Regions from separate parts of the Homo sapiens genome. Here all the other regions are linked to region 3. The links are chromatin contacts, found by Hi-C or POLR2A ChIA-PET in ENCODE. All regions are on one chromosome and are shown on one strand. Each heading gives the region's core, a stretch centred on a gene start or an enhancer-like site at or near the end of the contact. The rest is flanking DNA. Distances are from core to core; before and after follow the strand shown.

Region 1 (3,760 bases), core at 490-2,989, 160 kb before region 3:
TATCTTCAGAAATACATAATAGACCGGGTGCAGTGGCTCACGCCTGTAATCCCAGCACTTTGGGAGGCTGAGGTGGATGGATCACCTGAGGTCAGGCATTCAAGACCAGCCTGGCCAACATGGTGAAACCCTGTCTCCACTAAAAATACAAAAAATTAGCTGGGGGTGGTGGCGGGTGTTTGTAATTCCAGCTACTCGGCAGGCTGAGGCAGGAGAATTGCTTGAACCCAGGAGACGGAGGTTGCATTGAGCCGAGATAACACTACTGCACTCCAGCCCAGGTGACAGAGTAAGACTCTGTCTCCAAAAAAAAAAAAAAAAAAGGAAATACATAATATCAAAAATTTTAAAGAGAAGATGAAACAAATAGTTTTGCTAAGAAAGTAGTTATACTTTATGAGAAGTTTATTTTCTTATCAATAAGCTTCTTCAAGTTACAATCGAGGGCTGATTAAGTAGGCCAATGACACGGACTTAGCATGTTCAATAGTTCAAGATTGAGTGAGTTCAAAGGTATTTTTATTGTTGCTTTTGTGGTTATTGTTGCTGTTGTGTGTTTTAATGAATAATCCTTAGCAAGGACTGGTAAATGAAGTACGGGTGACCTACAGAAAAGAGAGGTAAAGAACATGCATGACAAAATGAAAGCAAACCTCACATGCCCAAATGAAAACGTACCCTCACTCTAAACATTTCTGATTCTAGTCCTCGTCCCTGTATCAACAAGTGGCACAATTATCCATCTTGTGTGAGCAGAACACTGATAGTCATTTGCTCTCTTTTTTCCCATTATAGAATCCATCATTTCATCATTCTGCCAGTCTCAGTGTTTTAACCAACTAAAAATCTTGTAAATATATGTATGTTTTTCATCTCCGTTGATGCTACCCTAATCCTCACCTGCACCATTTATCAATAGCAGTCACTGGCTAGACACAGTGGCTCATGTCTATAATCCCAGCACTTTGGGAGGCCGAGGCGGGTGGATAACCTGAGGTCAGGAGTTTGAGACCAGCCTGGCCAACATGGCGAAACCCCATCTCTACTAAAAATGTGAAAACTAGCTGGGCGTGGTGGCAGGCGCCTGTAATCCCAGCTACTTGGGAGGCTGAGGCAGGAGAATCACTTGAACCAAGGAGGCAGAGGTTGCAGTGAGCCGAGATTGTGAGATTGCACTCCAGACTGGATGACAAGAGGGAAACTCCATCTCAAAAAAATAAAAATAAAAAAATAGTTGTCACTGAATTGGTCTCCTTTTTGAACTCTCAATCACTAGCATTGATAACTCCATGGTTCTAGCCAGAGGATGCTTTTTGAAATGTAAATCTGGAAATGGCTTCCAACTCCCTCTAAAGATTCATAGCATACATATTATCTTCAAACATTTTAGTGACTTCTCATTGCTATAGGTCAATGATTCTCACCCTTGTTTTCATGATAAAATCACCTGAAAGCTTTAAAAAAAATACTTATGCCTGGTTCTCACTTCCAGAAGTTTGGATTTGATGGTTCTGGAATGGGATCCTTTAATCAGTATTTTAAAATGCTTTGTAGGTGGTTCTGACATGTAGCCGAAGTTGAAAATAACTGCTCTAGGCATACAGGCCAGAATCCTGATCACAGGCTTACACAATCTTGCCCCCGCTTACTTCTCTTCGCTCGTCACATATCACACCCCCATCCTCTGTTCTCCAGCCATGCTGGTCTTCTTTCGGTTCCTCAAAATCACCACACTCCTTCCTGCTGCTGACTGGGCTTCTGAGCATGTTCTTTCTGTGGAGAACATCCCTGCTTCTTCCGATCTCAGCTCTGCACCACTTCCTTAGGGAAGCCTTCCTTGATCTCTCTGACTAGGTAAATTCCAGGTCCTGGGGTCATCAAACTCTGCACCTTTTCCTTGTGGCATTTGTCACAGTATAGTTTTATATTTATATGTAACTCTTTGAATAATGTTTGTCTTCCCCACTAGAGTATAAACTCCGTGAGGGCAGGGACCATGTTGCCTTTACTCTCCACTGTTATCTCTGCTCTCTATTCTACATTGGGAATGAAGGAGACTCTCTATGTGTTGAGTGATCAAGTGAGCAGTTCGTGATGGGGAGGGTAATGATTACTGAGGGTATTACCGAGGGTAGCCCAGCTGGTTGAGGAATTAAAATTCAGCACCGGCCAGGCGTGGTAGCTCATGCCTGTAATCACAGCACTTTGGGAGGCCAAGGCGGGTGTATCACCTGAGGTCAGGAGTTCGGGACCAGCCTGGTAAACATGGAGAAACCCCCCTCTCTCCTAAAAATACAAAAATTACCTGGGCATGGTGGCCTGCGCCTGTAATCCCAGCTACTCGGGAGGCTGAGGCAGGAGAATCACTTGAACCTGGCGGGGGCGGAGGCTGCAGTGAGCCGAGATCATGCCACTTTACTCCAGCCTGGGCGAAAGAGTGAAACTCGGTTAAAAAAAAAAAAAAAACAACTAATCAGCACCAAGATGTTTATTACAAAACCAATAAAAATATTAAAGGGAAACCCAAGTCTTGAGCGGAATGGACAGTACGAAACTCTAAGGGACATGTGGTTGATGGTTAGGGGAGAGGGTGGAAAAAGGCTCTGGAGAGCGGAAGATCTGGAGGGGAGGCCTCTGACCCAACTGGATCTGGTCTTCCATTTATCCCCTGTAGTATTCTACCTGAGACGCAAGGGGTATGGTCTGAAAGCAGAAAAGAACCTTTGCCCAGTATTCCCATAGGACTTGGCAGTGCAAGGCAGCACCTCTATGGGATCACTGGGCCAGGCTGTGTGTTTGTTTGGGTGACAGAGAGAGGACTCACCCAGCAAAGAAACACCTAGTTTGGTAGTTAGTCTTGGAACCACACTCCCTACTTTCAAATCAAAGTGACCTTAGGACAAGTTACTTATGTTCTCTGTGTTTCTGTTTTCAAATTCTAGCATGGGGATAATAACAGTAACTACCTCACTGCATGTCTAAAGATTATATGGATATAGTCTCTTTGGCATAGCAGTTAAAAATTTAATGAATTCTATCTAAAACAAGCACAAAGATCCTTCTTCAACCATTGTTTTTACAGTTTTATTTCTACTCTAAGAACTCTGCCATGTTTTCCACTTTTGCTTCTGTGTTGGTAGAGCTGCAGTTGGAGCCCGGGTAATTGCATGCTATTAACCTCAACAGCACACAGCCTCCACCATGCAAGCCAAACTTGCTAGCATCCATGAGTAAAAGCTACTGGTTTCTGAATAAGACCAAAGTGAAGCACATTTATGATTCCTGAATTTCATATAAATCATAATTGTGCAGATGATTTGCCTTCGAGCTGCAAACACCAAAATGTGATTGATGTCTGAGAATGTCTGTGAAGCTTTGCTGTAACTCCAAGCCCTATTAATACCTCCGATGACAAGTCTATTAATTCATGAAGTGAAGATGGAGAGCTCGCACCAGCATTCCTTCCTAGGATGGTCACAGAATCAGTAATGTTACATAGAACATCCTCCCTTTGGTTTCATGTTATGAGTGTACATTGTATTCCATACAGGGACAGGGATAAGGGATAATGGGGCAGGGATAAGGGGGGCATCCCATTTATTTGCATGCCCCAAAATGAAATGCTCTGAGCAAAGAGTAAATCCTAAGGAGAACTGGGTACACCGTACATATTTGGTAAAACAGGGTTAACCAGAAAATCATTTCTATTACAAACACACAAATTCTATGAAATTTCAATTTGACTAGTGCTCAACGGAAA
Region 2 (3,512 bases), core at 322-2,821, 210 kb before region 3:
TCTGGTCCTTTTCAAATCTAAAATCCCATGATTCGAAACTCTTTTCAGTAAACTTCCAATTTTCCATACTAATTGATGAAGAGAGAGAACAAGAGAAGGGGCTTGACCATACAAAACAATGAAACATCTCAACAGTTTATATGTAAGTTAAGGATGCAGAATCATTCTTTTCTTGGGAATAAGTCTCTCCTGGTTTATCTTTGTATTTGGCAACTGCCAGAGAACAGGGAGTTCACAGAGCAATCCTGAGAAGTTTGCTCCAACACTGACTGGTCAACTGATTTATACAACATTCGAGTGTGCAGACTCACATTTACTTGCTGCATTTATGACCAAAGGGCAAACATTTAAAAATCACTCAAGATTCTGGAAAGGTTATAAAATACAAAAAAAAAAAAAAAAAGGGGGTCCACGGGAAAATAAAAAACATGACATTTATTAGCTCTTTTCTTGGAGTGGATATACATGGGTTTATAGTTCATTGTTTTCAGTCATCCTATGACTAAATAAGCTTTCCACCTGCTTAGTCAAGTGCTGAGAGAATATGACTACACCAAAGGATGTATGAAGCATGCATTTAATTTATCATAAAGAACTGTAATAAGGCAAATGTGCGCAGCTGGAACTAACTTGTACCAGATTTCGCCAATCCCCAAGCTCATAGTAGATACTTGCTAACACCTCCAGAAGTTCCGGCTGTTTTTAATTAATAGCTCATGTTGGGGGCATCTTGCCTGACTTACTAGAATGTCATTTTATTTAAAATAGGGTTCTGAACCTTAAAAAAAAATAGATCCCTTTATTTTTAAGTCAAGTAAATGATCCAAATAGAAATTTAAGTTTGGCTCTTTTAAAGGCAGCAATATTTCACATTGAATGTGCTCCCGAGGCCAGAGGAAATGTTCTTTCCTTTCCTAAAATTTCTAGCCAAGTACTCACAAACCCAGTTTCTTCCCAAGAATATTTGTTTTTTTATTTCTCAGAGCCTAGTTTTAAAAGGCTGGAACCTTTCACAAGTCAGAATAATTCCATTTGCTAGCTGGCTCTTTCTCCAAGTCCAGCTTGAATCCTATGGGACACATAAATCCTTGTCTGAAATGTAGGATAAGTGTCATGAAACATGCTAGGAAATTGGTAAACCACAGCTCAAAGCATAAATACAAAGATATAAGCGAAATCTACTCTAAAGTAAAACTATGACAAGCAGAAATACCACAATGCATTAATTCTTTAGCTAAGGTAACAAAAATATTCAAGGAAAAAGTATGTGTGTTATGACAAATCTGGGGAGAAAATAAAAATGCAACGTAGATAAAAATTAGTATTGCTAGGAGAAGAGACAAGGTAAATAAATGCACACTTGCCCTGAATTACCTAAGCCAGACATAAAGTCAATTTTTCCTGTCAAGTACTGTGTCAGGTGCCATCTGGGAAAAAAAACTGGGAGCATCTGAGAAAGGTGGAATCTGAGGGAGAAAAGGCAGAAAAGGGCATATTTTACAGCTACCATGCCGTATAGCCAATTGCCACTGGATGGCAGCGGGGTTTTACTTAGCAAAGTTGCTAAGAGCATTAGGATTGGTCATTCAATATCTGCCCTACATGTTCGGCCCCAGTAACTCAAGGTTTCAGGGAAATACAAAGTAGCTCCTTCCCACCCCCAAAATTGGGGATCTGTCCTAGAAATTGCAAATCTTTGTTCTGATTATCAGTAAATCCCTTGAAAATTACTAATTTACTATCAGAGTAAATTAAATTGGGAACTAAAATTAGAACTTCTAATAACTTCTACAATTTTGAAATTCAGAAAGCAAGCACACATGTAATCACATTTGCACGCACACATCCCTACAGTTTACTATTGCAATATTATCATCTTGAGCCCAGTACAACAAATTGGAACCACATTTTATTCTACTTTTTCTTGTTAACTTGATGGCTTCACCACACTTTTAAATGCTACACACTCCCTTCCCTCTCCCTTGGCATCTGATCCCCCCACTTTTTTTTTTTTGTAAATTCAGTAATCTCACCAGCAACAAGCTTTGCTTTCAAATAAGCATATCTGCCAACTTAAACAGCATCTCCTAAGGCAGCGGAGTAATGAAAGACACATGTAGGTACTTGCCTGTCATCAGATGCAAGCTCACGTCTGCCTGAAATTGGGCCTGTAATTCTGCTGATCCTCGGGTTCAGGACAGCATGGCCGAGAGTGGTCTACAATGCGGCCCTTAGTCTAAACAGCAGATGAAGGATGCAAGGGGCCAACCTTTTTCATCCCTGCTGGGCTCTTGACCAGTTGTTGCTCTTTAGTTCAAGGGGGAGATGTGAGGGATTGCTCAAACACTTGGCAGACAGAAAGGTCTTAAGACAGCAAGTAGTGAATTCTACCTCATTCCTGCTGATGAACTTGAGGCAGTGCTTTCCAAGCCCAAACTCATGATCCAACCAGAACATCTCCAAGAACAGTCACTCCTGCACACAGCCAAGGCTCCACCACCCCCAACCGGGTGAGGGCCCTACACAACTCCTGATCTGAGCCCCTCCTCAGATGAGACAGAGTTTGCTCCTTTCCCTCTCATAATGCAGTCAACTGTGTGATTTCCTTTGGGGAAATACAAACATTTTGTTTAAAAACTTGCAAAGTCTGAAGAATGGAAAAGTGTGAAAAGGCTGAAAAACTTGAAAGAAAGGAGTTGTAGTTCTGTCCATAAAAAAAGCTTCCTACTTTTTTGCAGCTGGGGCTACCATCAGAAATCAGTGGCTGATTCATCCAGGCCTACAGGAATCCCCTCTTTCCACCCCGCCCCCACCACCTACAGACTGACTTGAGCACCCTTTTATGCCCTTCCTGTAAGTGTTAGTGAACGGCTTACAAACGTTCAGTGCCCTTAGTTCTGCCAAACAAGTAAAAACTTCAAGGGTTGTGAGGGCTCACGAAGACATACTCATTATAAAAATTATTATTTTTTTAAAAAAGGAACCTAACAGGGTCCACTGAAAAACCAACTCATCAACACAGTTTATATCTTCCATCTTCTGAACTGGCAGCCTAAAAGTCATCTCAAGCACAGGGCTACCAGAGATGTGCTGCAAAGTGTTTTTTTTAAGAGGTTTCCACCAGACATTATTAAATTACTATTTTAAAATTAAATCTAGGATCCAGGAATTTTACCTTCCATAATAACAAGGGTGAGAGTAACTAATATAACCACTGTATCCTCCACCTTGAAGAATCTCTTCAGATAGTTGAAGTAGGATCCTTATCAGAAAGCGGTGGCAGTAACCCATTGTGTGCTGACTGGTTTTTATCCTATCTGGAAATCAATCATTTCCCTCCCTTTCCTTCTCCCTTGGGGAATTACAAAACAGACACGGAGCACCAGATTAACTTTCCTTTGTTCACAAAACGAAAACATACACACTCTCTTAAAATTATCTTCTGAAGGATATGAATTAGGCTTCCTCTTGAGCTCAGTACTGCTGGTAAGCAGGTTCTGAAGTCTCATAAC
Region 3 (3,373 bases), core at 237-2,736:
TCAAGTAGCTGGGACCACAGGCATGCACAATCACACCTGGCTAATTTTTTTATTTTCTATTTTGCTGGTCTCGAATTCCTGGGCTCCAGTGATCCTCATGTCTCAGCCTCCCAAAGTGCTGGGATTATAAGCGTGAAAAAAATTTCACTTTTTTTTTTTTTTTGAGACGGAGTTTCACTCCTGTTGCCCAGGCTGGAGTGCAATGGCACAATTTTGGCTCACTGCAACATCCGCCTCCCAGGTTCAAGCAATTCTCCTGCCTCAGCCTCCAAAGTAGCTGGGATTAGGGAACCCTGGCTAATTTTTGTATTTTTAGTAGAGACAGGGTTTCACCATGTTGTTCAGGCTGGTCTCGAACTCTTGACCTCAGGTGGTCCACCTGCCTTGGCCTTCTAAAGTTCTGGGATTACAGGCATGAGCCACCGCGCCTGGCCAAATTTCATTTTTAAGTTACTTTTTGCAGTGGCCTACAGAGTTCCCTGGCCTGAGGTCATGTGATTACTCAGCAGATGTTGGTTCACTAGCCTGAAGTTCTAGAAATCACATTATTTGTGAAACTTTTTTGCTTGTACCAAAATGCACTAAAATCTGTTTAAAACAGAAAGGCGTGTCTATTTGAATGTGTCAGTGATCTCTATTTGGGTCCAAAATGGCAGATTAAAGTGAACTTGGAACAGAGGGGCAGCAGGCAGCCATATGAAATGCCAAGTGAGCCCTTTAAAACGGAGGCCTCGCTTCATGTTGTCAATGAGACTGAGTTATAATTACCCACACCACTTCCTCAAACAGTTAGTTATGTTCTGCTTGGGGCTTCTGATGAAGTGAAATCCTATTGTGATGTTAAAAACATGCATTTCCTTTGCATTTAAAAAGAATCAGCTGATTATTTTCCCACTCATATAACCTCGCCCCACCTTGGAAAAAATGCTATGCAGCAAGCACTATGACGAGATTGAAATAATACAATAATAATAGCAGTAATTAACATTTAATGAGCACTTAATGTATCCGTCACAGCTCTGAATGCTTTACATGGGACTCTTGATTCTCACAACACTTATGAGGCAGACATCATTTTTATATTCATTTTATTGATGGAGAAATTGAGGCCCAAAGAGTTTAAGGGAACAAGTGAATGGTGGAGCTGGAATTTGAATCCAGGTCTCTATTTTTAACAACCCTTACTTGTAACTTCTATGTGTTTTTGCCCTGAAGAAGGGATGATAGAAATGAACAAAACAGATTTTTTTTTTTTTTTTTTTTTTTACTGATAACATTTTACTTCTGATTCTAAACACATTTTGGGTATGGTAGTGACCACTGAGGGGACGGGAGGGGAGCAAAAAGGCTCAGGAGGGTGTGGTCAGTCAAGTTCCTTCCACTTTAAAAATGCCTTTCCTCTCTCTTACCACCAGTTGAAGACAGCTCAGTCCCGTGGGGGAGTCCTGAGAGGCTGCGGTGGCCGGGCAGAGGTGTGAGACAAGCGTATTTGCACAGAGCACTGAGCCCAAGATGCTCTACTGGGCAGAGTTACAGGTACTTTTTTTTGTGACAGAGTCTGGCTCTGTCGCCCAGGCTGGAGTGCAGTGGCACAATCTCGGCTCACTACAACCTCTGCCTCCTTTGTTCAAGCGATTCTCCTGCCTCAGCCTCCTGTGTAGCCGGGATTACAAGCATGTGCCACCACGCCCGGCTAATTTTTGTATTTTTAGTAGAGGAGAGGTTTTACCATATTGGCCAGGCTGATCTCGATCTCCTGACCTCAGGTGATCCACCCACCTCAGCCTCCCAAAGTGCTGGGATTATAGGCATGAGCCACTGTGCCAGGCCACAGGTACTTTTTATAGGAAGCCAGCACAGATGTCTTCAGCCCCCTCAGAGGGTATGACCCATTCTAAACAATTGGGATTTCTTTTTTCTTTCTTTTACAACCCTGATTCTTAAAAACAGCAGTGGTGTCGGTTAGGGCTCCTGGTTACAAACTGCAGAAGCCAATTTCAGTGAACAAAAGTGGACAAGCTGATGACTAGAAGGATACCAGAGATCTCAACAACCAGAGATCTCACAAAGTGGGTGGGAAGGCTAGGAAAAAAAAAGGGTGAAGATGAGCTGGACTGCAGGAGACTAGGAGCAGAGGATCTCTCAAGACCATGTTGCAGGGAGACTGTGGTGAGGACACCAGCTCAGCCAGCCACGGCCAGGACACTGCCGGCTTTCAAGTGCATGGCTCTCAGACATCATCTCCAGCTCTTGCTGCCTCTTAGGGTCACTCTCTTCTGAAGGTATGTGGTCTGTTTGGCTGAGAGTGGGCCATTTGTTTGTGGAAGCTGGAGGACCACGCTGAGTTGTGGAAGTAGGAATACAAAGGCATGACTAACTTCCAGTAAATTTGCACAAACTCTCCTTACTTCAAGAGGAAGAAAACAAGGAACGCCAGGTCTGAGAATGGGTCCCAGAGATGGGCAAACAGAGGAAGAGTAAAGACAGGGTCTCGTCCTATAGTTAACATATATGTCTATTTTTTTTCTCTCTCCCTCTTTCATTTTATTATTTTTTATGTAGATGGGGTCTCTCTTTGTTGCCCTGGTCTTGAACTCCTGGGCTCAAGCTATCCTCCTGTCTTGGCCTCCCAAACTGTTGGGATTACAGGCATGAGCCATTGTGCCTAGCCTTATACATCCCTTGTTCCTATTCTTGACTTTGGAAAAGCTTATGGGTAAAGGGGTTTAGGAAGGGTTGCCTGAGAAGAAATCCACTTCTTTTTTTTTTTTTTTTTTTTTTTTTGGAGACACGATCTCACTCTATTGCGCAGGCAGGAGTGCAGTAGCTCAATCCTAGTTTCACTGCAGCCCCAAACTCCTTAGCTCCAGCAATCCTCTCATCTTAGCCTCCCAAGAAGTTGGGACTATATGCAGGCACTACCATGCCCGGCTAATTCCTGGAATCGTCTCTTAGCTCCCATTGCCTTTGTCATCCTGCTAATTAAAGAGAAAAAACGTGGGTCTGGGTCTGGAAAGGATGCTGATCTGTGGGGGTCTGCCCAACTTTATCTTTTTAATTATCCTGTGCCTTAACCCACGTGTTATTGTAGCATAAATGACACAAAGAGGTAGGAGATTGTCCACTTTGTTCCTCATTTATCAGCATAACCAGCGAAGAAAGGCAGCAGAATTATTTCCTAGCTGCTCTTGGTTATCAAGCCTTTTTAAGTCCTGACATTGATGGGACAGAAATGTTCAAATGAGTTAAAAGTACATACTTTTCAAAGATCTATAAAACTTCCATTTTAAAAAAGGAATACTATAAATTAGGAACCAAATGGCAGGTGATATTTTATAGAAAAAAATGAGAAAAAGAAAACTTGAGTAATACT

The links. A loop is a pair of places that touch in the nucleus more often than their neighbours do. ChIA-PET counts read pairs that join two places held with the same protein, here RNA polymerase II (POLR2A). Pooled maps may share reads with other maps.
Region 1: a pooled map shows a loop between it and region 3 (10-fold over the local background). The contact joins two enhancer-like sites. A Hi-C loop is called at or near these places in 2 of 37 single-sample maps with no recorded cell type and 5 of 50 pooled maps. POLR2A ChIA-PET finds 5 or more read pairs at or near these places in 2 of 52 experiments (GM12878 and PC-9).
Region 2: a loop to region 3 is called in a pooled map, with 4 times the contacts of the local background. The contact joins two enhancer-like sites. A Hi-C loop is called at or near these places in 8 of 37 single-sample maps with no recorded cell type and 6 of 50 pooled maps. POLR2A ChIA-PET finds 5 or more read pairs at or near these places in 4 of 52 experiments (AG04450, BJ, OCI-LY7 and 1 more).

What each region holds. Positions count from the first base shown.
Region 1 is chr5:68,195,035-68,198,794 of GRCh38, reverse strand. It overlaps LINC02219 (long intergenic non-protein coding RNA 2219), which reads right to left. Exons shown (of 3, transcript NR_105003.1): 2 at 2,306-2,425; 3 at 388-605. Among named protein-coding and RNA genes, the nearest start is that of LINC02219, 7.0 kb to the right of the region's middle. Within about 2 kb of position 1,739, at least 3 of the 41 ENCODE cell types and tissues checked have a DNase peak (open chromatin) inside an H3K27ac peak, as active enhancers do.
Region 2 is chr5:68,250,875-68,254,386 of GRCh38, reverse strand. The region is part of intron 2 of PIK3R1 (phosphoinositide-3-kinase regulatory subunit 1); the gene reads right to left. Among named protein-coding and RNA genes, the nearest start is that of PIK3R1, 37 kb to the right of the region's middle. Within about 2 kb of position 1,571, at least 28 of the 41 ENCODE cell types and tissues checked have a DNase peak (open chromatin) inside an H3K27ac peak, as active enhancers do.
Region 3 is chr5:68,039,569-68,042,941 of GRCh38, reverse strand. No RefSeq gene overlaps it. Among named protein-coding and RNA genes, the nearest start is that of LINC02219, 150 kb to the left of the region's middle. RefSeq lists an enhancer at 1,666-1,775. Within about 2 kb of position 1,486, at least 6 of the 41 ENCODE cell types and tissues checked have a DNase peak (open chromatin) inside an H3K27ac peak, as active enhancers do.